Regions from separate parts of the Homo sapiens genome. Here all the other regions are linked to region 1. The links are chromatin contacts, found by Hi-C or POLR2A ChIA-PET in ENCODE. All regions are on one chromosome and are shown on one strand. Each heading gives the region's core, a stretch centred on a gene start or an enhancer-like site at or near the end of the contact. The rest is flanking DNA. Distances are from core to core; before and after follow the strand shown.

Region 1 (5,596 bases), core at 1,944-4,443:
AATAGCTTCTACCACATATCTGTTGCCTACAGCCACACTGTCATCTCTTTTCTTCATTTGGCAAACGTTACTATTTTCTATCTGCAACGATTTGTGCTGCATGATAGATGATTCTGTTACCCGAAAGGGGTACTGATTCAGACCCCAAGAGAGGGTTCTTGGATTTCATGCAAGAAATAATTTGGGATGAGTCTATAAATGAAAGCAGGAGTACTAGGAAAGTAAAGGAACAAAAAAATGGCTACACCATAGGCAGAGTAGCAGCATGGGCTGCTCCGCTGCTTATACTTATTATTACCTCTTGATTATATGTTAACAAGAGATGGATTATTCATGAGTTTTCTGGGAAAGGGGTGGGAAATTCTGGGAACTGAGGGTTTCTCCCCATTTTAGACCATATGGGGTAACTTCCTGACCTTACCATGGCATTTGTAAACTGTCATGGCACTGGTGGGAATGTCTTTTAGCATGCTAATGCATTGTAATTAGCACATAATGAGGAGTGAGGAGGACCAGAGGTCACTTTCGTCTCCATTTTGGTTTTGGTGGGTTTTAGCTGGCTTCTTTACTGCCGCCTGTTTTATCAGCATGGTCTTTATGACCTGTATCTTGTGCCAACCTCCTATCTTATTCTGTGACTAAGAATGCCTTAATCTCCTGGGAATGCAGCCCAATAAGTCTCAGCCTCATTTTACCCAGGCCTTACTCAAGATGGAGTCACTCTGGTTCAAATGCCTGTGACAATCCCAGAGATGAATAAAATGTCATCTCTACTTTCAAATAGCCTAATATATTGGGGCTACAGAAACAAAAATCATATTATAATATAGTCATATGTGAAGCTGAAACAAAATGCCCCAGATAGAGGCCTAAATCATTTTCTATGGGCAGGATCACAGAGAAAGATGAACTTAACCCTTATTTGTTAACAAAGAATCCTTAAAATGCTATAGAAGTGATGATATATTTGCTGGGCATTAAAGGAGGAAAAAAGGTTTAGACAAGTTTGATATGGAAAAGAGGGCAGTGAATGATAAAAGACAGAAAAATGTGAGAAGATTGTGTATGACTGAGGAATGAAGAAGGGAGAAAGAACCTAAACCACAAGGATGTGGGTATATAGTAAAAGACATGTGGACTTCATGAGTATATATGTGATGTACGTATTCACAGTTTGCTCATCTGTGGAATATGAGTTGCTAGAATGCTAAGTGTATTGCTATTTGTTTTTCCCACTGTTATTTCAGCTTATGAATATAAATCAAGGCAAACATTTTACCAGAGCATTCCAAGTTCTAATCATATGGCTTATTTTTTCCCTAAATTGTATTTTTTTCTCAATTTCTTAACAATATTAAACTGTAAGTCATAGGATAAACTGGCTGAATTTATTCTTAGCTGATTCTCCCTCCTTTCAGATACCTTTCTAGTCCAATCAAATTTTACATAACATACCTAGCTATCACAACAAAGCAATTTAGAAATGAGTTCCCAAATACTAACTCTGTGACAGTAGGTAAATTAGATCCAGAGTTTTAATTGTTGAAAAAACAAGACTTAAAAAGAAGGTTACGATATCATGCTATAAGTAGTGATGTTTGGCATTCAGCAATAGGTTAAACAGGTCAAGAACATGGGACTATAAGAAAAAAACAACAAAAAAGAAAAATCAAAGAGAAGGAAAAGGGAGAATAGGATCAAAATTCAGAAAGCATATGGTCTTTCTTCTTCCTCTTCTTTGACAGGAAATAAAAGTGATGAATGAGCAGGAAAAATATCAATAGCAAACACTCAAGACTATGACCTTGAAATGTGCCTTTATGTTGTTTCTTTTAAATGTTTAACTTTTTTTAATTAAATGAAGTGTTTATAGTCACTGCTAGACATTTCATCATTATCAAAGGCCTATTATGTCTTATACAAATGTCTATTTAAGCATTTTTAGCTTAAAAATATAAAATCCTTTCTGTAATTTTCTGCCTTTTTTTCATTTTCAAATATCATTCTTTCAATAAAATTATCTTCCAGTAATTTTGATGTTATTAATCACGATTATTTTTTCATCTTGTATTATGCCTACCAGCCACTTCATGTATATTATTTCACTTAAATCTTATGAAATCAACACGATTGATATTACTTTTATTTCATAGCTACAGAAATTGAAATTCAAATTTCGTCCATTACAACAGACTAGCTGTGGCAAAGACAATGTGAATTTACCCAAATGACTTAACTCTTTTTATAAATTCGTAAAATGTGAAGAATCATAGAACACACCTTAAAATGATTGTGAAATCAAGGAGGAGAAAGCTAGCTAAACTGGTAGACAAACTGCAATAGGACTTGTCAAGCCAAAACCTACAATTATTCTTTTGGATAGTTTCTTTTTCTCTAAAGTGGCAATTTAACTTAAAGATATTAAAGAAACCCAATCTATGGGGTTACTTAAATGTTCTCTTCCAGCCCTTCCTCTTTCCAGTTTTACCAAGAAGCACATTTTAGACAGGGGAAGAGACCAAACCAATGACAGCAGAATTACCATTATCTCTAGCACTATTCGTTGTCAAATAACTAAATGCTGGTTTGAAGAACTAAGTAATTTGAGAAATTAAAAATGAAAGGAATTATAAATGATTTGAAAAAAAATCCTTCTTATTTTTAATGTTTTTTGGTGCTGTTTTCTATGTCCTTCCTCCTATGGTGTCAATTATATTTTTTTCCGTGAAGTGATTTGGTTGGTGAGTCTAATCTCCAACAGTGCCCTACCTCTTTCTCCCAAAAAGGCCTCAGTTGAAAAATGGCTCAACACTTTCCCTGCAAGCTCACAATGAGGATCTCCTATTCTCCCTGCATTCGGCCAGACTCTTCTTTTTTTGCATGCTTTCCTCTCCCATGCTTGGGTTGCACAGAGCTACCGCACATCTGTCTTCTAGGTCAGGCTACAGAGTACTTCGGATACAGCAAGTTACGACCCATCTGGAAAGACAGATCTACCTGCCTTTTGGCTTTCTTCCTTGGTCAAAACTAAAATCCGAAGTGGAGTGCCCCGAGCGATAGAGAAAGTGCCTATAGCTTTGACAGCCGCTTGGAGCATGCTCAGTCGGTCTCCAGGCACCGGGAGGCGGCTCCCCCCCACCACCCCCCGGGCCGGCCTCCACCGCAGCCTGTCCGGCCCCCACCCCTGGCGCGCGCTCCTCCGCACCCACAAGGGCGTTCAGCAGCCGCGCCTCCCCTTCCCGCCACCGCCTCCTTCTCCGCTGGCTGTGGCGGGCGAGGACACGTCAGGGGCCATAAATAAATAAATAATTCCATTCACCCGTTGACAGCGAGGCGAATCGGCTGCGGTTTGCTGGGAACGGAGGGCTGCAGCGCCCACCCTGCGCCAGAGACCAGATAAAGTAAGTACAGCTGGGGAGGGAGGGGAGAGGAGGAGGAGGAGGAGGAGGTGCCGGCTAAGAGGAGGGCGAGCCTGCGTCTGCGACCCGAGCTGCCCGCGGAGCCGCACGCGTGTGTGCAAATAATGGCCAGCCTGTGACAAACGTGCCAACGCAGAGTTGGCCAGCGAGCCCTTATATAGACAAAAAAATCCCGAAGCGGCCGCGGGAGCAGAGCTCGCGTCAGCCAGTGCGCGCCGACAGCTGCCCGGGAACTGAGGGGGCGCGCGGGGTCCTGGGCAAGGAGCGCCTCGCGTGCTTTCGGCCAGGAGGTGCTCACGCTCTCGGCTTTTACACCGAGACTCAGCGTGGCGCGGTGCACCCCAGTCTCCCTGGCTCACGGGACTCCGAGGGCTGCTTCCAGTGCGGCGTGTCTCTAGTGCGCGCCCCGCCAGCATCCGGCCCCCGAGCCCCCTAGGGTGGCGTGGCTTCATTGCCGCAGAAGGTGGAGGCGGGGGTGGAGTGTGTGGAGAGAACGTCTTCTCTTTGAGCAGATGATCAGGACAGGAAGAGGCTGTGAGGGGAAGACGAAATACCGGGGGATGGGGGGGTTGTCTTTCTTCATTTTTGGTCCCCAGGAAGGATGGCAGGGGTGGAAGCAGATGGAAAACTATATGCGGGCGAGGCCTGAGCCCAGGCAGAAAGGGACCTCTGACTTGGCAAGGGTTCAGGAGGGCCTGAGCCTTCTGGTCTTGCTGGGCCACTGCACCACATTGGGGGCGCCAGGCCCGGTCAGGTGGCGCCACAGGCTGCGAGCCCGCTCACGTGCGAACTGCCTGTTTTCTCAGCGGATGCTGCATCGCGGCGCCCTTCTCCACCCCCTTTTCTCCTCTACTTCCGCGAAAAGGATTGCAGACTGCCTTGGAAAGGGCGGTCGTGCCCAGTGCCACTTTCCCGGTAGGGCTGAGGAGGGACTTCTGTAGTTCCAATTCCAGGGAAATTAAAATTTTACACACACACACACACACACACACACACACACACACACACACACACACGAGACATAGAAGAGGAAACGAGGAGTGGTTTCTCTACAATTGTTTTTTGATTTCCTTTCCTGTATTATTTCGTGTCCTCCTTCCCTCTTGGGTCCCAAAGGAGATGCGGCAGAGGAATAAAATAGCGGACAATGATGAAAGTGATGGGAAAAAGACTGGACCCAGAGGAAAGAGTGACTACTGGATGCCATTTCCTGTCACCCCATGCTTCATGGCTAACCCCAGTCTGAACTCAGAGGGTTGCAAACTTTCCACAGACAGGTTAGCTTGAATGTGTTGTGTTACTGGAACCACAAGCACTAAGTATGCATTTGGTGGAGTGTGGCTGAAAAATGAGAGTTGGGTGGGGACAGCAGAGGGCAAATGAGGGTTGAGCAAAGTGACTAATATTTAGCTCTGGTGAAGCAATCCTAACTCCAGGTTCTACTTCTGACTGAGCAGATTACATTTAAAGCAATCCAAGTGAGGGACTGAATGATCTCAGTGGAAAGGAAAGATTACAACCGTAAGAAACTCAGTGTATTGTGTAACAACTTACAAACTCAGAAACTATTTTTTGCAAATACAACAACAGTTTGCAGTTACATATTACTTTTTTCCCCCCAAGGCATGTTTGAATAATAAGTGATCTGAAATTTTAACATCTGTTTCCCGATGTTCAAATTAGTGTATCCTTCTATAAATGCTCAGTTTATTTCTAGACATTCATTTGCTCTTTGATAATGTCTGGCTTATATTTTTGGCTTTGAGCTCTTTTAAAGGGAAGGAGAGCAACATTACCTAAATAAACCTCCCTTGTCTGGAGTCATATTCCTGGATCACGGATCTGAAATAAAAGGCATCTCCAGAATTTGCTTTTAATTCTGTATTCATCCACCAAACATTTTTGAGACATTCACATGGAAAAAGGGAATTAACTTTAGAACAGATTGGTTCTGCACTTTTGTAAGGTTGAGTAATTGTTTAACAATCTGGGCTTTACCTTTTTCTTGTCTATAAAATGAGATTGGTGGTACCCACTCTGAAGTGATATTGGGAAGAATGAAGTGTGTGGTAAGTACCTAGAATACAGACGGGCTATATTTGAGCCCCTATAATCAGTCTAGACACCCTACCAGGGTTGCCAAGATGAATGAGGCTGTAATTCTGCTTTCAAGAAGT
Region 2 (5,596 bases), core at 1,263-3,762, 7.7 Mb after region 1:
TTTTAAGTGATACATCCACAAGAGAGAGCCTTCTTGGGTGTTGATACATTTCCAAACCACAACAATCGCAGTTGAGACAACCAGCACTGGAGGAATTACGTTTCCTTTGACATTCATTATTTTCTCCTTATCATCTGCCCAGCTAATTTTTGTATTTTTAGTAGAGAAAGGGTTTCACCATATTTGGCTGGGCCGGGCGTGGTGGCTCATGCCTGTAGTCCCAGCACTTTGGGAGGCTGAGGCCAGTGGATCACCTGAGGTTAGGAGTTATTTAACTCTTAAAACAACCTGAGGTAATATCCTGATCATCATTTACCCACGAAGAAACTGAAGTTGAGAAAGATGAAAATGAATTGCCTATGACACCAAGTAAGTGGCTGTAAACATGATTTATATTTAAGGAATCTGACTCCAAATATTATAGTTCAGCTGGAAATTCAAAAGTGAAAGAATTTACACACAGAAAAAGACAAACCATGATTTGCTTTCTGAGTGGACACAGGCTAAAAGAAAGTATTATTGATAATACCAAATGACTGAGGCCTTGAGGTCCACACATACAAAAAAAGACCTGCTTCTTTGTGTGTGTGTGTGTGTGTGTGTGTTTTACATTAAATATGGTGGAAAGGCTATTCAGAGCAAAAGGCAATTAATTGTGGCTGAAGCACTAAGGACAGTTTGATGAAAGATATATTAATCATGGCAGATTGGTAAAATGAAATATGGCATTACTGGGGAGAAAAAATATCATATATTACGTATATATTATTATTATCATTTTAAGACGTTGTCTCACTCTGTCGCCCAGGCTGGAGTGCAGTGGCACGATCTCGGCTCACTGCAACCTCCGCCTCCTGGGTTCAAGCAATTTTTCTACGTCAGCCTCCCGAGTAGCTGTGACTACAGGCGCGCCACCATGCCCAGCTAATTTTTGTATTTTTAGTAGAGATGGGGTTTCACCATATTGGCCAGGCTGGTCTCGAACTCCTGATGCCCTGATCTGCCCGCCTCGGCCTCCCAAAGTGGTGGGGTTACAGGCATGAGCCACCGCACCCGGCCTTTATATTACATACATTCAAGTAGAAGGATACATGAGAGCAGATCAGAGGTATGTGTGAAATTTAAACACATATTATGAGGCTAAACCAAGTTTCATCTGTTTTATTAACTCCTATTGCCTGACTTTGAAGTACTCAGTAATAGTTGATGAATACAGAAAACAATGGTAAAGGTCAGGTAGATTTGATCGGATTTGAGTTATGTGTTAGTAGAGAGCTATTTAAAGGTTTGTTGTTGTTTTTAACAGGAGTATCAAGTGAGATTGATTTTTCATCTCTTCACCAGGCTCTCTGTTCTTTTAGAAAGGCCTGTCAGCTAGCTCCATCCCTAACACTTTCAGGGATGTTGACCCCTAGCTGGCAAAACTTGTGTTTAAAATCCCAAATATTAAGCAGATGAAAAACTTGGATACTAAATACTTTCATAACTCATCTCCACGAATTTGTACGTCTGAGGGAGCAATACACAGCTGCAGGTCCATCAAGGCCACAAAAGCTAACTACAGAGATAGTCTTTTAGCTATTTTGAAATCAGTAGGGCCTGACTACAGCCATCTGTCGCATACCCATTACTCTTACTAAGGTCCTGCTGGCGTCAGAGAGGTGGTTCTACGATGCACGGTAGGAGTGTGTCTGGCCAGAGAAGTGGGGAGGCTCAGCTGCCTTGGGAGGTGCAAGTAGTAGCGCTAGGAAGCTGCTGCTAGGCCTCTGGCAAGAACACCAACTGATCCGCAATGCGCCTGGCCAAACTGCAGCAGCCTGCTCTGCAAATACTGCATAACAGAAAAAGCCTGTATTGGAGAATATAAGAATCCGCGGCAGAAACGGAGTGCGCGACGATTCTAAGGTTTTTACCCAGCACGGCTCCCCCATCAGACTGCAAATCCCAGCATTCACTCCTTCCACGGGAGCCAATGAGGAAGCTACTAGTTCCCGCAGCCAATCACATTCTGAGCCAGTGTATCACCCGACTGAATTCTGGGATTTGTGGTTTTTACGTGGCAACATTACACCACGGTGGCTACGGCAATGCAGGCCACGCGTCTGATCCCAAACGACACCTCCCTGTTATAAATTCTTATGTTGGTTCCGCAAGCTAACTCCTTAACTGTCGTTACTCCCAGGCTTCCTCCTTCTCAAAGCTCGTAATCTTTTTCTCTTAATGTCATTAAACAATCAAGTTATTTTCAGATTAAGGCCCACTTGCTCCACTCGTCCCCTGTCCCTTAACCGTCGCTTTAGAGTCTCGCGAGAACAGCCCCTTTTTTTTGTGTTGTCATGCCTCCAAAAGGCGGGTCACATGAAAACTGACACAGGCTTCAGCCAACCGAATTGTTTTTTAACTCTCTTCTCCACAGCGTGCGTGGGGAGGCCTCCGTGAACTCTGACCTTAGCTTTCCGTAGCGCCCGCGTCTGCCGCCCCCGCCCCCGGAGCGAAGGAGGCGGGCTTTGGCCTTTTGCCCTAGGGAGCGAGTGCGGAGCGAGTGGGAGCGAGACGGCCCTGAGTGGAAGTGTCTGGCTCCCCGTAGAGGCCCTTCTGTACGCCCCGCCGCCCATGAGCTCGTTCTCACGCGAACAGCGCCGTCGTTAGGCTGGCTCTGTAGCCTCGGCTTACCCCGGGACAGGCCCACGCCTCGCCAGGGAGGGGGCAGCCCGTCGAGGCGCCTCCCTAGTCAGCGTCGGCGTCGCGCTGCGACCCTGGAAGCGGGAGCCGCCGCGAGCGAGAGGAGGAGCTCCAGTGGCGGCGGCGGCGGCGGCAGCGGCAGCGGGCAGCAGCTCCAGCAGCGCCAGCAGGCGGGATCGAGGCCGTCAACATGGCGAGCGCCTCGTACCACATTTCCAATTTGCTGGAAAAAATGACATCCAGCGACAAGGACTTTAGGTGAGGCCGAGATCCGACCCTCACCCCACCTCGGGGTTCTCGCAGCCGCGGCCCTGGCCGTCACGCAGGCCTTGCCCCACCCCTTCGGCCGTAGCCGGTAGCTTCTCTGCCCCGAAGTCTCCAGCCCACCGGTCCGCTGGCCTCCCGATCCCTGCGGAGCCCCTTTCCTCTCCCCTCTTGCAACCCCCTCCCCCCATTCTTTCTCCTAGGCAGTTGCCCGCCGCGGTCTCTAGGCCCCGTTTGCTTGTCTCAGCGCCCCCACATCCTTCCCTGCCCCACCAGGAGGCGATTCTTGCGTCTCAGGTAGCGCGAAGGGGCTAAACCACCCACCATTGTGGAGAAGGGAGTTGCTCTAGGCCGGGAGACCGGGCGCCGGGCCTATTCGCTTGCCATCCTGCGGCGCTAGGCCGCCTTGCTCGCTGGGGCCCAAGCTGCTGCCCACTCGGGGACCCGGCAGCCTCCTCTCTGCCCGCAGGTGCGCGTGGGCCTTGCTGCATTCAGGTGGAATGATGAACTTTTGCGCTCTTGGCTGATACATAGTTCTTTTGTGGATTATTAATTTTCGTGAAGGTGGGAAGAAGGGGGAGGGGAGCCAGGATGGAGGAAACTTCGCTCATAGGGTTTTCCCGCCAGCATCACTGTCAGTTCCTCTTGTCAGGTAAAACCAACTTAGGAACTCGGGGTTTCAGTCTCATGTCCTCATATCCAAAATCACTGCCAAAGGGGTGGATTGCTGGATCTTAATCATAGCAGACGGATCTTCAAAAGGAAGAGATGTTTAATACGGACCTGGTGAATATGAAGCTTTATTACAGCAGTTCTGTTCAGGAGATCGGTACTGTTGGTTCCAAAGTGTTGTAATATGCATAGTGAAGATTTGTTATATTTTTACAGGTTATCTTTGTTTTTATTTTTCCTTGCACGCTTCGGTGATTGTTGCATTCTTTCCCGCCTCCCATCTCTTCACAAATAAGTTCTCAATCTAAAAAAAAAAAAAAAAAGAAAAAAAAATCGCTTATTTCCTTATACCTGTTTTGTTCTCTAATGCTTAGTGGTTGTAATTTGGGTGCATTTTAAAGGAAATAACAAATAGTCTTCAACTAAAATTGTGACTAAAGAGCTTGTTTGTTTTGTATGAACAATATGTTTTAACACTTGAAAATGTGTCCAAACCGTGTGGACTGGGAAGAACTTTTCGGATTTGTGAAAGGAGAACCATGAAAAAGTAGTAATTGTGTTCCTGATTAAATTGATATACTGGCTTATTAAAATAATCAATGACCACAAAACCACGTATTACTTTAAAAAATATTTCTACCTAGGCAGCTCTTAAATGTATTTAAAACTTAAAAATCATTTCGCTAATGGTAAAAATTTTAGTATTGTAACTTTTTGGAGGTGACATGTTTGTTTTGTGTGTTTTAGATTTGTGTAGTTCTAGGGCCAAAATTAAGATTCTTGGGGGAAATAAAGGTTTTGTGTTGTTTTACGGATTGGAATGCCGTTTGATTTTTGGGGCTTTGCTTGCTTCCAATTCAAGTAATGGATGAGGTGTGTGGCGTGATTTCCTCCCCATTGCTGTCAGTTTGGCTCATCCTGTAAAGGTGGTAAATTTCATTCTGATTGTGGTCAATTTCAGTCTGAAGGTAGCACTTTATAATAATACAATTTTGTTCAACTAGTCATTCTCCTGTATAAGTTTAGAAAGGCTAAAGAAATTATGTGGTGATACCATACATGTGATTATTGACTGAAGCTTGCTTTCTTAAATTTCCTGTGAAAGAAAGATAACATGTACATACCTAGTTGTTTTTTTCTTAAATAAATTACATGAAAGAAATAGTGCTCTGATACTAAATGACAGTCACTGCTGAATTTGGTAAAGATTATGTATGAATTTTGGTTGTACTGAATCAAAACAATTCCTGGAGGATTAGTGTAATATTGATATATTCCTAATAGTTGGTGAATGCTAAACAAGGTATATTTAGGAGCAGTACGTGATTTCCAGTAATTTGGCATCATTAAGATATTTTTATCAACTGTCTTCTAAAAAACATTTTTATAATGCGCTGTAGCCATCTAGTTAATAAACAAGTCTTTGGAACTAAAGCACTTTATATGTTTAGTTTAAACAGACATTTAATAATTAATTAGTGAGCGTTTGGAGTCAAGAATTTTGAAATTTTTTCTGCATATTTTTAGTATAGGCATTTATTTTAATTTGCTCTTTTTTAAAAAAATGATGCCTTGTTCTCATTAGAAGTTTATTTATTTTGGCTTAAATACCAAGATTTGTGGCTACATATTTTAAAAATACCTAGCACTAGAAGGATCTTGAGGGCAAGGTTAACATTATGGAATGACCAACATGTGCAAAGCACTCTGCCTGTACTAAGGACGAGAGAAGAAACAAATGCTGCCAAAATGAAGAGCAAATTTTATTATCCTCATGGTAGAATCCAAAGAGAATTTGACCTAGTCACAAGATCTGGGTTCTAATCATGTGTGATTCTTTGTTATGAACTGTAAGATCTTATGCAAGCTATTTAATTTGAGATTACATTTTCACTTCTGAGAGGCATGGACATGACTAATTACAAAAGGTTGTTATAGGCATAAAATTTCAGGTCTATTTATATAATTACATAGTTCA
Region 3 (5,596 bases), core at 1,912-4,411, 6.7 Mb after region 1:
TACCCAAAGTATTGAAACATAACTTGAAATGATTATTTTCTCTTAGTGGTTATGCAATTCACTTGATAGATTTGTTTGTTTCTGTTTGTGTTCAATTTTCTGTTTTGCTTTTGTTTCTTTTATTTTTTGAATGTGTACAACATTTACATGATTCAGAAGTCAAACTACATAATAAATTAATCTCAGAGCTCTTGTCCGTATCCCCTTTCTGTCCTATCATGTTTCCATCTCCTCTGTGGGTAACTATTTTCATCAATTTCTTCCCCCTCCACCTCCCCCTCCTCCTCCTCCTTCTCCTCCTTCACCTTCTTCTGGCTCACTGCAGCCTCAACCTCCTGGGCTCATGCAATCCTCTCACATCAGCCTCCAGGGTAGCTGGACTACAGGCACACGCCACTGTGTCTGGCTAATTTATTTATTTTTTTGAGACAAGGTCTTGCTATTTTGCCCAACCTGGTCTGAAACTCCTGGGCTCAAGCAATCCTCCTACCCTGGCCTCTCAAAGTGCTGGAATTAGAGGCACGAGCCACCATTCCTGGCTATTTTCATTAACTTGTGGTTTATCTTTCATGTGATTTTTTTTTTTTTCGTAACACTGACACATACAAATAAAATGATATGCATTGTTTTACATCTTGCTTTCTCTAATTTAAAACAGTATCTTGGAAACTACTCCCTACCAATTTGTGGCAATCTTTCTTTCTTTTTATAAAAAAAATAGCTGAAGAATACTCCATTGTGTGGATGTACTACAGTTTATTTCATTAGTCTCTTGCTGTTCAACATCTCTGCTATTTCCAATAATTTGCTATTACAAAAATCACACAGTAGATAACCTATGTCTATGTTGTTTTTTGTTTTGGGAAGTGTAGCTTCAGGGTAGATCCAGGTATCTCAATTTTAGAACACATCCCAAGTGATTTTGATGCACAGCCAGATTTGAGTACCACTGCTTACTATGTATGGTAAAGATGGTATCCAGAAAGCCAGAATTGTTAACTTTTTTTTTAAAAGAATGAGAAAACAATAGGTAAAGAAGTAAGATTCTTATCATCCTAAATTCCTATCTACACTATCCAATAAAATGCAATTGAACTATATGAATAGAAGCTGAACATATAGTGACCAGGTGCAATGGCTCACGCCTGTAATCCCAGCACTTTGGGAGGCCGAGGCCGGCAGATTACTTGAGTTCAGGAGTTCGACACCAGTCTGGACACCATGGCGAAACCCTGTTTCTACAAAAAATTGCAAAAAATTAGCCGGGCTTAGTGGTGTGAGCCTGTGGTCCCAGCTACTTGAGAGGCTGATATGGGACGATCACTTGAGCCTGCTGGGAGGTCAAGGCCTCAGTGAGCTGAGATGGTGCCACTATAGACCTGTACCAAAAAAAAAAAAAAAAAAAAGGGAGGAGGAGTTGAACACCTGTGCTGTGTAGTGGCTCACATCTGTAATCCTAGCACCTTGGTAGACTGAGGCAGGAGGATCACTTGACTTTAGGAGTTCAAGACCAGCTTGAGCAACACAATGAGACCTTGTCCCCCCACCCCCCAAAAAAAAAGAGAGAAAGAAAAAAAAGTTTAACATCTAGAGATCTAGAGTTGATTCTTGTGCCCAAGTCATCATGTTGGTAACAAGAATATCCCATGTATATACTCATAAGTGACCCAGATTTGGGAAGCCAATGATAAGTTGCAGTTTAGATATGCTGAGTCTTAAGTAGCCAAGGGGCATCCAGTAGTGACTGACAGTGTTTAGGCAGTTGTTTGTATGGTTTGGAGATCAGATTAGGCTGAGTCATTAGCATGTAGGTGAAGGATGATTGAGGAAAGGATTATAGAGCAAGAAGATGCTTGGGATGGAGCCTTGGGGAATAACAGTACTTACAGGCAAGCAGAGGGGTCCAAGACTGTAAATAGCCAGAAAGGAGAAAAATCTGAGAAGGCAAGCTGCAAAAGCCCCGGCAGCAGAATGCTACAAGAAGAAAATACTTATCAGTATCAAATACTGCTGAGAGGTCAGGTAAAACAAAGGCTGAAAAGTATCCACTGGTTTTTGAAACGAAGAGGACAGTAAGTGTGACATTTGTCAGAGGAGATTCAATGTTGTGGTGGAAACAGTAGCCATGTGAATGTCAAAGGAATTCAACCTCATATAGCCAATCCTTGGAAACACTGGTGTTTTGTCAGCTGCAACAGTATTTCTTTTAAAAGCAACAAAAGTGGGCATTTTTCAATTGGTACCCAAAGGAAAAGAAATCAATTTTTATATTTTCTCCTATACATTTTTCTTAAATATTTGGTGCTAGTTGTCGTTTATATATATTTAAATATAGCATCAGGTGCTTTTGGATTTAGTAAATAGTGTGTGTTTAGTTATTTCAGGAATAATCCCAAAATAAACAGTATCAATACAGTAATGTAGTAATATATTTATGGTATTTCTTAAATAGTACCAAGACTTTCAAGTACCATCCTCATCAAGTAAGAGAATCATAGCCCCATAATAGTTTTTAAAACCACGTTCCTTTCTCTTCTATTTCCCTTCTCCTATTCCTGTCTATACTCTGGGCTGCAAAGAGACACTTTTGCCCCACTGTCAGCAGGTAGCAGCCCAGCTTAAATAAGTTTGGGAGACCAGGGTGTACTCACAGAGGAAAGGATAAAAATAACTTTGAATGTTATCTAATCCAGTGGTGTCCAAACCTAGCTGAGCATCAAAATGGACAGCCCGGAATGTACATTAAAAAGACAGAATTCTAGGTCCCTGCCCTAGATCCGATTCCAGAAGGGCATCTGCTATACTTTCGTTTTGGGAAGGTTGGGGTGGGGGTTGCTTTTCCAGGTTCTTCAAGCTCAGCAGAAGTGGACTTTCTCCCCGTTCTCTCTCCGCAGGAGATGCCGTGCACTGGCGGTTCTGCAGGTGCCACGCCTGTCACTCCCCAGCGCTGATTTCGTCCCAGCACCTTCCTGATAATCACCGCCCAGCACCAGGCTCCAAAAGGAGCGGAAGCCCCGCCCATCTCCCAGCCCCTCGCTCTCCCTTCCCCGCCCCTAACCCGCCTTGCCCCGCCCCTTCCACATGCCCTCCCCTCGGCAATTCCTGGAAACTTGGGGCGGAGCTTCGCTGCCTTTCAGGTTTTATGTACGCTGGCGGCCGCCAGGCCGTTCCCGGAAGTTGATGGCCTTACAGTCGTAGAACTGATTGGCTGATCATGACCATGCAGTTAGCCAGGGTTTTCCCGAGTTGTTTGGGTTGAGTTCAGGAGAAGCATGGCCAGGTCGAGTCCGTACCTGCGCCAACTTCAGGGACCTCTGCTCCCACCCAGGGATCTGGTGGAGGAGGACGACGACTACCTAAACGACGACGTGGAGGAGGATGAAGAGTCCGTGTTCATCGACGCCGAGGAGCTCTGCAGTGGGGGCGTAAAGGCTGGCAGCCTCCCCGGGTGCCTCCGCGGTGAGGAAGGCGTCTGCCCGGGGGATGGGGTTGGAGGGTCCAAAGTAGCGCTTCCCATTCTGGCTTTGCCCTGAGCAAGGCACCCAGTCGTGCTAACAGATTTAGCTTATCAGTGGTCTAGCTGCTTCATCCTACCAAGGGTAAAATTATGACTATAATAATAGCAGTGACTTTAACTGGACACATACTATGTGGTTTTTTTTTTTTTTTCTTTTTTTGAGCAGCAGCAAGATTTATTGCAAAGAGCGAAAGAACAAAGCTTCTACAGTGTGGAAGGGGACCCGAGCGGGTTGCCCTTTTTTTTTTTTTTTTTTTTTAAAATTATTCTCATTTTAATGGTCGTCCTTTAATTTAATGTACCTTTAATGTAAGGTAGTTTTACGCTTAAGGAAACAGTGGATGTTGAGTCTCTATTTCCACCCAGAATCGGAACTTTTATTTTTCCTTCTGACCACTTATCCTCAAGTTCTATAGAATGAGAACTTGTAATTATTATCCTATATTGCCTGGAGTCAAATACGTGGTTCTTCCTCAGCTTCTTGGAAAAACAAAACAGTCCGGGCGCGGTGGCTCACGCACTTTGGGAGGCCGAGGCAGGTGGATCACTTGAGGTCAGGAGTTCGAGACCAGCCTGACCAACATGGTGAAACCTGTCTCTAGTAAAACAACAACAACAACAACAAAACTACAAAATTAGCCGGGCGTGATGTCGCACACCTGTAATCCTAGCTACTTGGGAGGCCGAGGCAGGAGAATTGCTTGAACCCAGGAGGTGGGGGTTGCAGTGAGCTGAGATCACACCATTGCACTCCGGCCTGGGCAACAAGAATGAAACTCCATCTCAAAAAACGAAAAGGAAAGAAAAGAAAAAGAAAAACGAAACACAAGGAACACCTCAGTGCACAGATGATTGTTAATTGGTGTTAGTAACCTTGTGGTTCGGGTAAACCTTGTATAAGTAGTTTCCTGTGCTATGAGGTAGTTTCCTGTGCTATAAGTTATACCTGTTATGTATACTTTGTGACTGAGACTTAAAATATTTTAATGTGCCGACCGGTGCTGTTCAGTAGAACTTTCCATGATCATGGCAGTGTTTTATATCTGCACTGTCTGGTATAATAGCCACTAGCCATATGTAGCTGTTTAGAACTTGAAATCCAGCTAGTGTAACTGAGGAGAGAAATTTTAAGTTTTATTACATTTTAATTTAAATAGCCACGTGGGTGGACAGCGCAGATTTAGGCAGAAAAGTTTCAAGTATTTGTGGAGGGCTTAGTCGTCATTCTAAAGTATCATCAACTGGCTAGCATGTTTGGTGCTGGGAAAACCTAGAGAAATAAAATAACAAGGTTGCAGTCTTAATGAAGCTTACCCTCTAGTGTATTAAACAAACATTCTTTAATCACAGAAGTAACTATAATGTTACTAAATGCTTAGAAGGAATGCTAAATAGTGCTTTGAGAGGTTTTATACATGAGATTCAGGGAAGACTTTTCTAAGTAAGTGATAGTTAAGCTGAGGTCTGTAGTAAATGTAGTAAACAGTAAAGGGGAGATCAGTTAAGGCAGATGGAATAACTTGAGTGAAGGGCCATGGCATTTTAAAGAAACTGCATGAAGGCCAGTATTGGCTGAAGTCAAGAGTAGCAGAGAGGGGACTGATTTTAGAAGAGGAACAGCAGACACCTGCTGTGTACTGTGCTTGCGTTTTGGAATACAAAGACAAACGAAACAGTGTCCTGTTTTAGTATTTACAGTGTAGTGGAGGGAGACAGAAAAAGAGGTAGGCAGAATGCAGTGTTACAGGCACCCTACCAGACATCTTTAGAGAGTGCTGTAGGGAGATTAAAGATAGTGGTAAGTTTGATGAAACTTTGAGGAAACGGTTTCTAAATAATCTCCAGAGTTAACTTTTGTGGGTTTTTGTTTGTTTTTTTTTAGTTTCTATTTGTGATGAAAACACACAAGAGACATGTAAAGTGTTTGGACGTTTTCCGATAACAGGTGCTTGGTGGAGAGTGAAGGTACAAGTAAAGCCTGTGGTGGGATCAAGGAGCTATCAATATCAAGTTCAAGGATTTCCGTCTTACTTTTTGCAGTCTGATATGTCACCACCAAATCAAAAACATATCTGTGCT
Region 4 (5,596 bases), core at 786-3,285, 6.5 Mb after region 1:
CATGCCTGTAACCCAGTGCTTTGGAAGGCTGAGGTGGGAAGAATCCGCTTCAGCTCAGGAATTCAAGGCTGCAGGAAGCTATAATCACACCACTGCACTCTAGCCTAGGTGACAGAGGAAGGAGACCCTGCCTCAAAAAAAAAAAAAAAAAAAGAGAAAGAAAAAGGAGAAGCACACTCACCTTTTTCATCTTTTACCTCACATTGCATTTTCTCTTGGCAATGTTTGGGTTTGGGTACCACCACAGTTGCTATCTCTTGAACATCTTTCATTAAAACATCACCGTCTAGTTTGAGAATACTTTTAAGCCTGCTGGCCTCCTTTGGGGCATTCTTTTTTCTCTTTTCAGCACGCATCTTTCTTTTCCACTTACTCCGTAAGCTTTTAGCCATGTTTTACCTGAAGTTAACAAAAACACACATTCAAAAGCAAATCTTTAATATAAAAAAGAAAACAGGCAAATCCTTAGAAAACCAGGCCAACAGGTATCTCTACAAAACAAGTGAAAAGTAAAACTCTTCAATCTGTTCACTTTTTAGGACTTAACATGCAACTTATATGAAGATCAACATGGTACATACACAGTCACTAAATAACAAGATATCAAATCAAACTTGTGGTCATAAGCAAACTACAAATCAAACCAATTCTGAAAGCACCTTGCATGTCTTTTTTCTTTTTTTTTTTTTGAGACAGAGTCTTGTTCTGTGTCCCAGGCTGGAGTGCAGTGGCGCGATCTCAGCTCACTGCAACCTCCACCTCTCAGGTTCACGCCATTCTCCTGCCTCAGCCTCCCGAGCAGCTGGGACTACAGGCGCCCGCCACCACGCCTGGCTAATTTTTTGTATTTTTAGTAGAGACGGGTTTTCACCGTGTTAGCCAGGATAGTCTCGATCTCCTGACATTGTGATCCGCCCGCCTCGGCCTCCCAAAGTGCTGGGATTACAGGCTTGAGCCACCGCGCCCGGCTGAATTTCTTTACAAAATACAGAAATTTAATTTCCCCAGAATGCAACAGCGTCATCACCTTACATTTATGCAACAGCTTACAAATTACAAATGATTTTTATAAACACTTCACCTCATCTTCATTATCCATCCTCTCAAGCCAACTTAACGACTGTAAACTTATCTATTCCTACTCTTGTTTTCTTTCCACTCAGTTCCGCCCTAAATCCTCCACAAGGTGCTCAGTGTGATCTTTTAAAAAAGCATTCACTGCCTTTCTTCGAGTTCTTTAAAGACCTCCTCCCTCATATATATTCAAGATCTACAAGGTCATTTGTGATCTGTCCCCTGCCTCCTTCAACTCTATTTCATTTCATTCTCCATCCCCATCCCCGCAGGCACCAACTACGTCTGTAAAGAGTCCAAACTATCTCTACGTCAGTGCCTTCATATTTGCTGTCCCTATGCCTGGCAACTGCTCTTCTCAAGGCTTGCTCCTTCATTCGCTACCTCAGAAAGGACTCCTCTGACCTCCGTAAGCTCCCTTCCCTGCTTATTAAGTGTTACAACCTGAAACCATTGTTTTCTGTCACGCCCCCCGACCCTCTCCCCAGACTGTAGACTCCACGAAGGTAGAGGGAAAGGTCTTGTTCACTGCTGAATCGCACACTTTTTGCATACTTGTTGAACGAACCACTAACATTTTTTGAACGCCGGCAATCACAGTCATTCCGCTCCCTTGTCTACATAACTCAACCCTTGCGAGGGGCTAGGAAAGCGGGCGGCAAACAACCTTGAGGGCCGAAGTTAACTTCAGCGGGAGTGAACGACAGGGGTGGGCTCCACTTTATCCAGTGCACTCGGAAGCCGGAGGGCCCCCACCAAAAAGAGCAAGGGGAACCCTCGCCCTCAACAAGGCCTGCATCTCCGGACTGGAGCTCAAGTATAGCCCAGCGAGTGTCAAGAAACGAAATTCTCCAAGGGTGGCGGAATCAAGCCCCAAGTCCCATGTGTCACTGGACCGGTGAGGAACCGAACTCACCTGAGAAACGAACACCCACACCTCACGCTCACGCCGACCGGAAGTCTTTGCACTTCCGTCTTCCGGGCGGAGGCCACCCGGGGCGGACGCATTGCACGCCGGGAGACAAAATGTCTCAAGAAGCCTTGAGAGGCGGGATTTTGGAACCCGGGCGCTGACGAGCTTCCGCCATTGGTGTGATCGCGGACCTAGAAACTTGGTCCGTCCCATACAGGTGTAGAAGTCGGATTTGGAGAATGCTGACGGGTGTCCGGTCAAGGTTAGGCCCCAGGTAGGTCCGCTTTCCGGACGTGGGCAGGGTAGCCCCGAGACTAACCTATGGAGTGAACCTGGCCAGGGGACCCTACTTGTCAGATAGGGAGCTCCGAGCCGACCTTTAGATCTGACCTCAGCGTTTACATGATACTCATGTATTTCCTTAGATCAAGTCAGCCTAGATCAGGTGTTCTTCCAGAGGCCGTATTGAGATCATTTTTATTTGCAGCCTGTGCATTTTCTCATCTCGGGTGATGGCCTCACAGATGTACACATATGTAAAACCGTATCAAACTGCACACTTTAAATATGTGCAACTTATTGCATGTCAGTTATACTCAAAGCGGTTACCAAAAACAGAAAACAAGCTTTTCCTACCCCAGAGAAGAATTTAAAGGGTAAAATGATCAAAGGATTTCAGTTCTATCAATGTTTACCTGTCTGATCACTTACGTATCAGACACAATGCTAAGCCTAGGACGATTGTCTTAGCTCACGAATAACACTTACTGTACAACTATTTCTACTGGCATAGGCTTTGGAACCATATAGGTCTGTGTTGTACTCTTGCTTCCAACACTTGTGAACGATATGGGTGAGTAATTAATGTCATAAGGGCCTGAATTTCCTTGTCCCTAAAGTGAACATAATACAACCTAATTGATGCTGTAAGAGTTCAACAAATGGTACCCTTTTTACATTATAGTTTCAAAAGTATAGCTACACAGTACTATTTGTAAGCAATGTTTCTAGAGATTTACGACATATACCCAAAAAACATGTCTTTAATGATGGCCTGGTAAACTCCTGCTGGTTGCCAGAAAAAGGGGTTCTGAGGCAATCTATGGGTACCTTTTTTCTTTAAATTTGTGTCCTTTATGAAACCATGCATAGTATGGAAATTACTGAATTCAGAATATAGCAAGGTTAAAGAGGCTGAAAAAAACCTAGAACATTTGATATAAAAAAAGGAAGCATGCCTAAGAAACCTGGTTTATTTAAATGAGATTTCGTTCTTATAAAGCAAGTGAATTTCTGTTTTACAAGTTAACCATATACTGTACCTCATCTTTCAAATGAGAAGTTAGCTACCTCACCCAAAAATATAAGTGCACATTGCATTTTAGAGAAAACTTATATTCTGATAGTCCATATTTACTGTATCTTGTTTAACATACCAGGACAAGACTTTTGAATAGGCACTTGGCACCAGAAAAAATAATTTACCTATTATGAAAATGTCATGTTGTTAAAATACCATGCCATGATTTAGCATTACAAGTGCTTTAAACAGCTGAGTAAAACACCCTTTTACTCCTTTTTACTTATGTCCCCTCACCAGTTATATAAAAGCAGTTCTAGAAAAGTGGCCTTAGTATATTTAAAAGTCTAATTCATTCCTTCATTCATGCCTTTGAATATGCACTCTATTATAGGCACTATGCTGAATTTGCAAAGATGAAGGAAACTAAACTACTGTTTTTGGGAAACTTTATCTCCTAATGGACAAACAAGGCTTAAGGGTCCAACTAAACATTGCAGTGGCTCATCACAGAGCTGGAAGGAGCCTATATATAGAACTAGAGGCACAGTGGGTGGCCCTGAATACCTTACAGGAAGCAGACTGATTTTCTCATCCAAAAGGCATGCTACATGATGCAGAACAGTCAGTGGGGCCCCTGCAGTCAGGCCTCTCCCATGGAATCCCTGATCTGCACAATCAGTAAGGAACAGGAAGACTTCTGGGATTCAGATAGTGACCCCATGTTGCCCATTCCCTAGATAATGGGGACTTCAAGACAAAGCTCTAGAAAAATGAAAGGAAAAAGCAAAAAGTATCTAAGTCCTTAGCTGCTCCAAAAAAAAGGCCTGCAGCTGCAGGCTGTTGACCACTAATCCCTGGAAATGCATCAAGTAGACTGAAGCTAGGTCTGAGAAGAAATCAAGGCAGGTGTATACGGCCTACTGCATCTCTTTTCCCAAATTACGTTCAAGAAATACAGAAGTTCTCAGATATTGCTCTTTCCTCATTTTCCTCCTACCTCTTAGCTGTTCTTCCTATGGCCCTTGCACACTGAGTTGCCTGTTGCTCTGTCCAAGTCCTGCTAATTCCATGTTCTTTTTTTTTTTGAGACGGAGTCTCACTTCGTCACCAGGCTGGAGTGCAGTGGCACGATCCTGGCTCACTGCAACCTCTGCCTCCTGGATTCAAGTGATTCTTCTGGCTCAGCCTCCTGAGTAGCTGGGATTACAGGCGTGCGCCAACACGCCCAGCTAATTTTGTATATTTAGTAGAGACGGGGTTTCACCGTGTTAGCCAGGCTGATCTCGAACTCCCAACCTCAGGTGATCTGCCCGCCTCGGTCTCCCAAAGTGCTGGGATTACAGGTATGAGCCACCATGCCCAGCCCTAATTCCACTTTCTATTAATATTTCTGAAGTCTGTGTATTTTCACCTTTACTTAATGCAATGCTTTAAAATGGTCGAGGTATATTCCCTACCTAGAAGAACTCATACTTATACACAGTGGGACACATACACGGACTTACATACCACATAAAATTCATTGACAGAACACAGGAATAAACCAATGGTTGATTTATAAAATGTAATATTTTGTACCAAAGGTTTTCAAACTTCTTGGTCTTGGGATTCCTTTACACGCTTATTATATTGATCTTATCAGAAATTAAAACAATTTTTTTTGGAAAATTTAAGTCATTTAGAAAGGATAAACTTACTACATGTTAACATTTTTATGGAAAATAACTATATTTTCTAAATAAAAAATAATTTAGTGAAAAGAATGGCATTGTTTTACATTTTAAAAATGTCAGATCTACTTTTGCTTATACAGAATCTTTAGTCACAATCAGTCCATTCCACCTTTGAACTGAAAATGGTATTAATAGCGTGCAAAAATGTAAGGGGGCCTCTCCCTCTCCCTCTCCCTCTCCGTCTCCCTCTCCCTCTCCCTCTCCCTCTCCCTCTCACTCTCCCCACGGTCTCCCTCTCATGCGGAGCCGAAGCTGGACTGTACTGCTGCCATCTCGGCTCACTGCAACCTCCCTGCCTGATTCTCCTGCCTCAGCCTGCCGAGTGCCTGCGATTGCAGGCACGCGCCGCCACACCTGACTGGTCTTGGTGGAGACGGGGTTTCGCTGTGTTGGCCGGGCCGGTCTCCAGCCCCTGACCGCGAGTGATCCGCCAGCCTTGGCCTCCCGAGGTGCCAGGATTGCAGACGGAGTCTCGTTCACTCAGTGCTCAATGGTGCCCAGACTGGAGTGCAGTGGCGTGATCTCGGCTCGCTACGGCCTACACCTCCCAGCCGCCTGCCTTGGCCTCCCACG
Region 5 (5,596 bases), core at 1,749-4,248, 5.6 Mb after region 1:
AACAACATTTTCACATACAGTGTTCGTTCATCATTCTCAACAAATATTGATTGAATTGTCTGCCAGGTAGGGTAGGCAATATCATCCACATTTTAAAAAAAAATTGTTTTGTTTTTTTTTTTGAGACCGAGCCTTGGTCCATCACGCAGGCTGGAGTGCAGTGGCATGATCTTGGCTCACTGCAAACTCTGCCTCCCGGGTTCAAGCGATTCTCCTGCCTCAGCCTCCTGAGTAGCTGGGATTACAGGCATGCACCACCACACCTGGCTAATTTTTTTTTTGTAGTTTTTTTGTTTGTTTGTTTTGTTTTTTTTTTTTGAGGTGGAGTCTCCCTCTGTCGCCCAGGCTGGAGTGCAGTGGTGCTATCTCGGCTCACTGCAAACTCCGCCTCTCGGGTTCAAGCCATTCTCCTGCCTCAGCCTTTTGAGTAGCTGGGATTACACGCGCCCGCCATCACGCCCGGCTAATTTTTGTATTTTTTTTAGTAGAGATGGCGTTTCACCATGTTGCCCAGGTTGGTCTCCAACTCCTGACCTCAGGTGATCCGCCCGCCTCGGCCTCCCAAAGTGCTGGGATTACAGGCATGAGCCACTGCGCCCGGCTCATCTTCATTAACTCTTAATTGGACTTACTTAATGCCTTGAGGGAAGTTTGACCATTTCCATTTTTGTCTATGGAGTAGCATTTTCTTTAACTGCTATTACATAGAGTTCTCAGGAGCCATGCTACTGAAATGGCTGCACACAATGCTTAGCTTTATATTATTGACTAACATTTATTGAGTGCACACTGTGTTACGTATGGTACTAGGCATTATGCAGATACATATAGTTTTATTTACTCCTTAAAACAGCCTTCTGAGGAATTTTTATCATCCGTCTTCTGTTTGTACAGAAACTAAAGCTCGGAAAGATGAATTAACTTGCCCAAAGTCACAGGCAGAAACATAACTGGTTCAACAGTCCTTATAGGAGGTCACTTAAAGGTTCATGAAAATCAGAGGCTGAGCCAACAGAGCTCTATGATTCCTATCAGAGGAGCCAGTATGGCATAAAGCAAATGTTGAACCAAGAATCAAAGTAAGAGACAGGGCTGGGTCCATATCTAGTTTTGTTTAACTCCAAAGCTCACAGCTTAACCACTCTGCTACATGGAGACACAAGTCCACTAAGTTTATAATAATTTTAGTTCCCACCCAGATAATTATGGCAATAAAATCTGGGTCATCATCATCATAGCCACTATAGTTTACTGTTCAAAACTCTCTTATAAGTGCATAACAGTCATAGATTCAGGAACATTTATAAATCTTAAAGTCTCAATGATAGAGGACAAGGAAGTGTCCTCCACAGAAAAGCTTTTTTTTTTTTTTTTTTTTTTTTTTTTGAGACGGAGTCTCGCTCTTGTTGCCCAGGCTGGAGTGCAGTGGCGCGATCTCGGCTCATTGCAACCTCTGCCTTCCCCGGGATCAAGCGATTCTCCTGCCTCAGCCTCCCGAGTAGCTGAGATTACAGGCGCCTGCCACCACGCCCGGCTAATTTTTTTGTATTTTTAGTAGAGACGGGGTTTCACCATGTTGGCCAGGCTGGTCTCAAACTCCTGACCTCGTGATCCGTCCCCTGACCCCCGCCCCCCGCCCCGCCTCCCAAAGTGCTAGGATTACAGGCGTGAGCCACCGCGCCCGGCCGTATTTATGCTTTTGACTAACGTTTTTCTGTACAGGTGTATAGGGTAATGTAATAGGTAAAATAACTCATTCAACAACAAAAAATTATTGTAGTATTTTGTAGCTACTAGGATTGAAGTACTAAAGAATTGTCTGTCTGCCAAGGTTTGGGGAAATGGGAAAATGGGACAAGATCTTCACCACATGGGGCACATTTCACCTCTCTGGGATTCATTTCCTATTCTGTAAATGGCAGAGTTGGGGTTCCAGGTCTTGTCCTTGTTTTTTTGACTTTGTGTGAAGGTTTCTCCACCTCACCTGGCACTAGTCTTATTTCAAAATATTCATCTCATACTATCCTCTCTTTGCAATTCTTTAATTCATTCAACAAATATTTATTGAGCTTCTACTAGTATTGTGAGTAACAGAAGCAAGGTTCCTCCACACATGGAGCTTATTATAGTCCAAAAGGATAGGACAATAAATAATTTTGAAAGTAAACAAATATTTATTAATAACTGATAAATAACTATTGGTTGGAAAGGTGCTAAGAAGGAAATAAATAGGATCATGTGTTATGTCTCTGAGAGTCTTAGAATGAAGCAGACAAGCTCTTTCACTTTCAAGTGCTGACGTAGTAAAGTCATTAGGTTTCAAAAAAGGAAAAAAAGATAATATCTTACAATTAACTAATGAATGAACAGCCATTACGCTAGAAGAAAATTGTATTGTGATTGGTGTACTCCGTATCTTCTCAGAATGAGAGAGGTGAGGCTTCTCAAAAAGAGCAGCGAGAGAAAGTCACTTAAAAATTTTTTTTTTTTGGTAGGTCAAGCTAAAGACGAACTGAAAATAGACAACCTGAAGTCAGACGGGAAAGCTGCCAATCTAGTCTGGCCAGCAGAATTTCTTTCAGTAGGTCTAGGCTCCCTCGGCATTGGGAATCCAGATGTAAAGAAAACTTACGCCATAAACTTCAAGGTAGATTTCAGTTATTACTGCCCGGTGGCAGGAACCTAGGAAGGTGAGGTCAAGGTGTGGTTTAGTAAGAGACAGCTCCCGGGAACGGCACTTGGAAGGGCAGGGCGGAGAACAGCTGGAGATGAGATAGAGAGCAGGGGGAGAATGCGCCGACACCTCAAGGTGAGAGAGTAGAAACAGTCTCCGCCGTGGGAGCCGCGCGCTGCTCAGGTGGCTCTTTCCCGCTCAGGTGAGCTCCTCCCGCGCCTCCCATTGGCCGAGATGCCCGCGGCGCTGGGAGGGCGACGCAGCGCGGTCTAGTTCAGGGTCTAGGGCGGCGCGTCACTTCCGGTAGCGCGGAGCTTGTAAAACACCCTGGAGAGAAAATGGCGGCGGCAGCAGCTTCGGCGCCTCAGCAGCTCTCGGATGAGGAGCTTTTCTCTCAGCTCCGCCGTTACGGCCTGTCTCCCGGACCAGTGACGGAGAGCACCCGCCCGGTCTACCTCAAGAAGCTGAAGAAGCTTCGAGAGGAAGAGCAGCAACAGCACCGGTCAGGGGGCCGCGGCAACAAGACGCGGAACAGTAATAACAATAACACGGCAGCCGCCACGGTCGCAGCCGCGGGACCAGCGGCGGCGGCGGCCGCGGGGATGGGGGTCCGGCCGGTCTCGGGCGACCTCTCCTACTTACGGACTCCTGGGGGCCTGTGCCGAATCTCGGCCTCTGGCCCAGAGAGCCTCCTGGGAGGGCCCGGGGGCGCCTCCGCCGCCCCCGCGGCTGGCAGCAAAGTGCTGCTGGGCTTCAGCTCGGACGAGTCGGACGTGGAGGCCAGTCCCCGGGACCAGGCCGGCGGCGGCGGGAGGAAAGACCGGGCTTCGCTCCAGTACCGCGGGCTCAAAGCGCCGCCGGCGCCCCTGGCCGCCAGCGAGGTGACTAACAGCAACTCTGCAGAGCGAAGGAAGCCCCACTCGTGGTGGGGGGCCAGGAGGCCGGCGGGCCCCGAGCTGCAGACCCCGCCGGGGAAAGATGGAGCAGTGGAGGACGAGGAAGGGGAGGGAGAGGACGGTGAGGAGAGGGACCCGGAGACCGAGGAGCCGCTCTGGGCGAGCCGGACCGTGAATGGCAGCCGGCTTGTCCCCTACAGCTGCCGGGAAAACTATTCGGACTCAGAGGAAGAGGACGACGACGACGTGGCCTCCAGCAGACAGGTATTAAAGGACGACTCCCTTTCCCGGCATCGGCCCAGACGAACCCATAGTAAGCCTCTCCCCCCGCTGACTGCTAAATCGGCCGGCGGCAGGCTGGAGACTTCAGTTCAGGGAGGGGGAGGACTCGCGATGAATGACAGGGCGGCGGCTGCCGGGAGTCTAGACAGGAGCCGAAACCTCGAAGAGGCGGCGGCCGCGGAGCAGGGAGGAGGGTGTGATCAAGTGGACTCCAGCCCCGTTCCTAGATACCGTGTTAACGCTAAGAAACTGACCCCTCTCCTGCCCCCGCCACTTACTGACATGGACTCAACCTTGGATTCGTCAACAGGCTCCCTTCTGAAAACCAATAATCATATTGGCGGTGGGGCCTTCAGTGTGGACTCCCCCAGGATTTATTCTAACAGTCTCCCTCCCAGTGCGGCGGTGGCCGCCTCTAGTTCACTCAGGATCAATCACGCCAATCATACGGGCTCCAATCATACCTACCTGAAAAACACATACAACAAACCGAAGCTTTCCGAACCCGAAGAGGAACTTCTCCAGCAATTTAAACGGGAGGAGGTGTCCCCAACAGGGAGTTTCAGTGCCCACTACTTGTCGATGTTTCTCTTAACTGCTGCCTGCTTATTTTTCCTAATACTGGGACTGACTTACCTAGGAATGAGAGGGACAGGAGTATCTGAGGATGGAGAACTCAGCAGTAAGTATTAAATCCTGTGGGTAAGGTAACAAAGAGAATGTTGTTAGTGGTCCGCTTTAGCCGCGCTTAGCGTTTTACATGAAGTGACTTACCTGCAAGAATATGGTTTAACAGCAAAAACGCAACAGTGCGTGCATGTGTCATCTTTCTTAAAGAACACCATTATCGAAATGATGTCATATGGCTGGTTTTAAAAGTTTTCTGCATGATGTATTGTGAAATTCAAAACAATTTTTAAAAGAATATTATAAGCTTGTTAGTAAAACTCATTTGTATATGTGACAATTCTCTTTTAGCCCTGAAAGACTATTTGCGCAGATGCCAGTTACTTAACAAATTTGAAGTATTAGGATAAGGCACATTATAAATGTAGTGTTTTTCCAAATTGAGTTGTGATTCTAATAGGCAATGTAATAGCTCTTGAAATTCGAATTATTTTATAATATTAACTGTATGCATAAATTCGGATTAAATATTTTGTGGTATTAACTGTATGTATAATTTCTTTATAGTGAATGAATATAAAAAAGCAGCAAGGCACACCTCTTAATTTATTTCCCAGCCCAAAGCACTTTCCCTATCATCTGTACAAAAAGTAGTGGTAGGGCAGTGCAGGAGCTTGCAGTCAGATTTCCTTGGATTGGTTTCCAGGTCCTACTATTTACTTGCTAAATGACTGTAGGCAGGTGTGTTCATTGTCATAATCAAAGTATCTCTGCCCTTAAACACAAAAAGAAGATGAATACAGACCATTTTGTGTTCTCTGAAGGAAATAAAGATGAGTAATTGGCGTACACAACTTTATTTTTTTTCCTTTTTTAAAAAAATTTACCAGACTACACTGACGTAGGTGTACACTACTTTAGATTGAACGGAGGAGGTACTATTTGAGGTGAGACCTGAAGCAGAAGGAGACAGCCTTGTGGAGAAACAGTAGACCATTCTGAGCAGAGATTAAGGCCTTGAGTTGAGCAAGAGCCTTCTTGTAGGTTAGAGTGGTTAAGCACCTTGAGCAAAGGGGAGAGAGTCAGAGTTAAAGCTTCTGAACTTTCCTAATCTATA

Evidence for each region. Hi-C counts contacts between places; a loop is a spot of excess contacts on that map. ChIA-PET counts read pairs that join two places held with the same protein, here RNA polymerase II (POLR2A). Pooled maps may share reads with other maps.
Region 2: a map of CD8-positive, alpha-beta T cell shows a loop between it and region 1 (32-fold over the local background). The contact joins the promoter of CAND1 here to the promoter of SLC16A7 in region 1. A Hi-C loop is called at or near these places in 2 of 168 maps with a recorded cell type or tissue (CD4-positive, alpha-beta memory T cell and CD8-positive, alpha-beta T cell), 1 of 37 single-sample maps with no recorded cell type and 11 of 50 pooled maps.
Region 3: a map of naive thymus-derived CD4-positive, alpha-beta T cell shows a loop between it and region 1 (13-fold over the local background). The contact joins the promoter of HELB here to the promoter of SLC16A7 in region 1. A Hi-C loop is called at or near these places in 1 of 168 maps with a recorded cell type or tissue (naive thymus-derived CD4-positive, alpha-beta T cell) and 9 of 50 pooled maps. POLR2A ChIA-PET finds 5 or more read pairs at or near these places in 1 of 52 experiments (HCT116).
Region 4: a map of naive thymus-derived CD4-positive, alpha-beta T cell shows a loop between it and region 1 (8-fold over the local background). The contact joins the promoter of LLPH here to the promoter of SLC16A7 in region 1. A Hi-C loop is called at or near these places in 1 of 168 maps with a recorded cell type or tissue (naive thymus-derived CD4-positive, alpha-beta T cell), 1 of 37 single-sample maps with no recorded cell type and 4 of 50 pooled maps.
Region 5: a loop to region 1 is called in a map of CD8-positive, alpha-beta T cell, with 9 times the contacts of the local background. The contact joins the promoter of LEMD3 here to the promoter of SLC16A7 in region 1. A Hi-C loop is called at or near these places in 4 of 168 maps with a recorded cell type or tissue (CD4-positive, alpha-beta T cell, CD8-positive, alpha-beta T cell and naive thymus-derived CD4-positive, alpha-beta T cell) and 8 of 50 pooled maps.

The regions. Positions count from the first base shown.
Region 1 is chr12:59,592,836-59,598,431 of GRCh38, forward strand. SLC16A7 (solute carrier family 16 member 7) reads left to right here and starts at 3,194. Exons shown (of 6, transcript NM_001270623.2): 1 at 3,194-3,401. RefSeq lists a silencer at 3,123-3,192 and enhancers at 3,663-3,802, 3,853-4,002.
Region 2 is chr12:67,266,846-67,272,441 of GRCh38, forward strand. CAND1 (cullin associated and neddylation dissociated 1) reads left to right here and starts at 2,513. Exons shown (of 15, transcript NM_018448.5): 1 at 2,513-2,940. The coding sequence starts at 2,873. It also overlaps the pseudogene GGTA2P. RefSeq lists enhancers at 1,649-1,948, 2,089-2,348, 2,628-3,279.
Region 3 is chr12:66,299,332-66,304,927 of GRCh38, forward strand. It overlaps HELB (DNA helicase B), which reads left to right and starts at 3,162. Exons shown (of 13, transcript NM_001370285.1): 1 at 3,162-3,459; 2 at 5,400-5,596. The coding sequence starts at 3,273. RefSeq lists enhancers at 3,232-3,281, 3,342-3,421, 4,053-4,152, 4,183-4,492.
Region 4 is chr12:66,128,715-66,134,310 of GRCh38, forward strand. It overlaps LLPH (LLP homolog, long-term synaptic facilitation factor), which reads right to left and starts at 2,036. Exons shown (of 3, transcript NM_032338.4): 1 at 1,991-2,036; 2 at 182-399. The coding sequence starts at 392. It overlaps LLPH-DT (LLPH divergent transcript), which reads left to right and starts at 2,037. Exons shown (of 2, transcript NR_125724.1): 1 at 2,037-2,261; 2 at 5,338-5,596. RefSeq lists enhancers at 1,760-1,909, 1,950-2,059.
Region 5 is chr12:65,166,585-65,172,180 of GRCh38, forward strand. LEMD3 (LEM domain containing 3) reads left to right here and starts at 2,999. Exons shown (of 13, transcript NM_014319.5): 1 at 2,999-4,534. The coding sequence starts at 3,013. LOC124902953 (a long non-coding RNA gene) reads right to left here and starts at 2,832. Exons shown (of 2, transcript XR_007063349.1): 1 at 2,633-2,832. RefSeq lists enhancers at 2,517-2,576, 2,762-3,334, 3,017-3,166, 4,077-4,156 and silencers at 3,287-3,496, 3,880-4,083.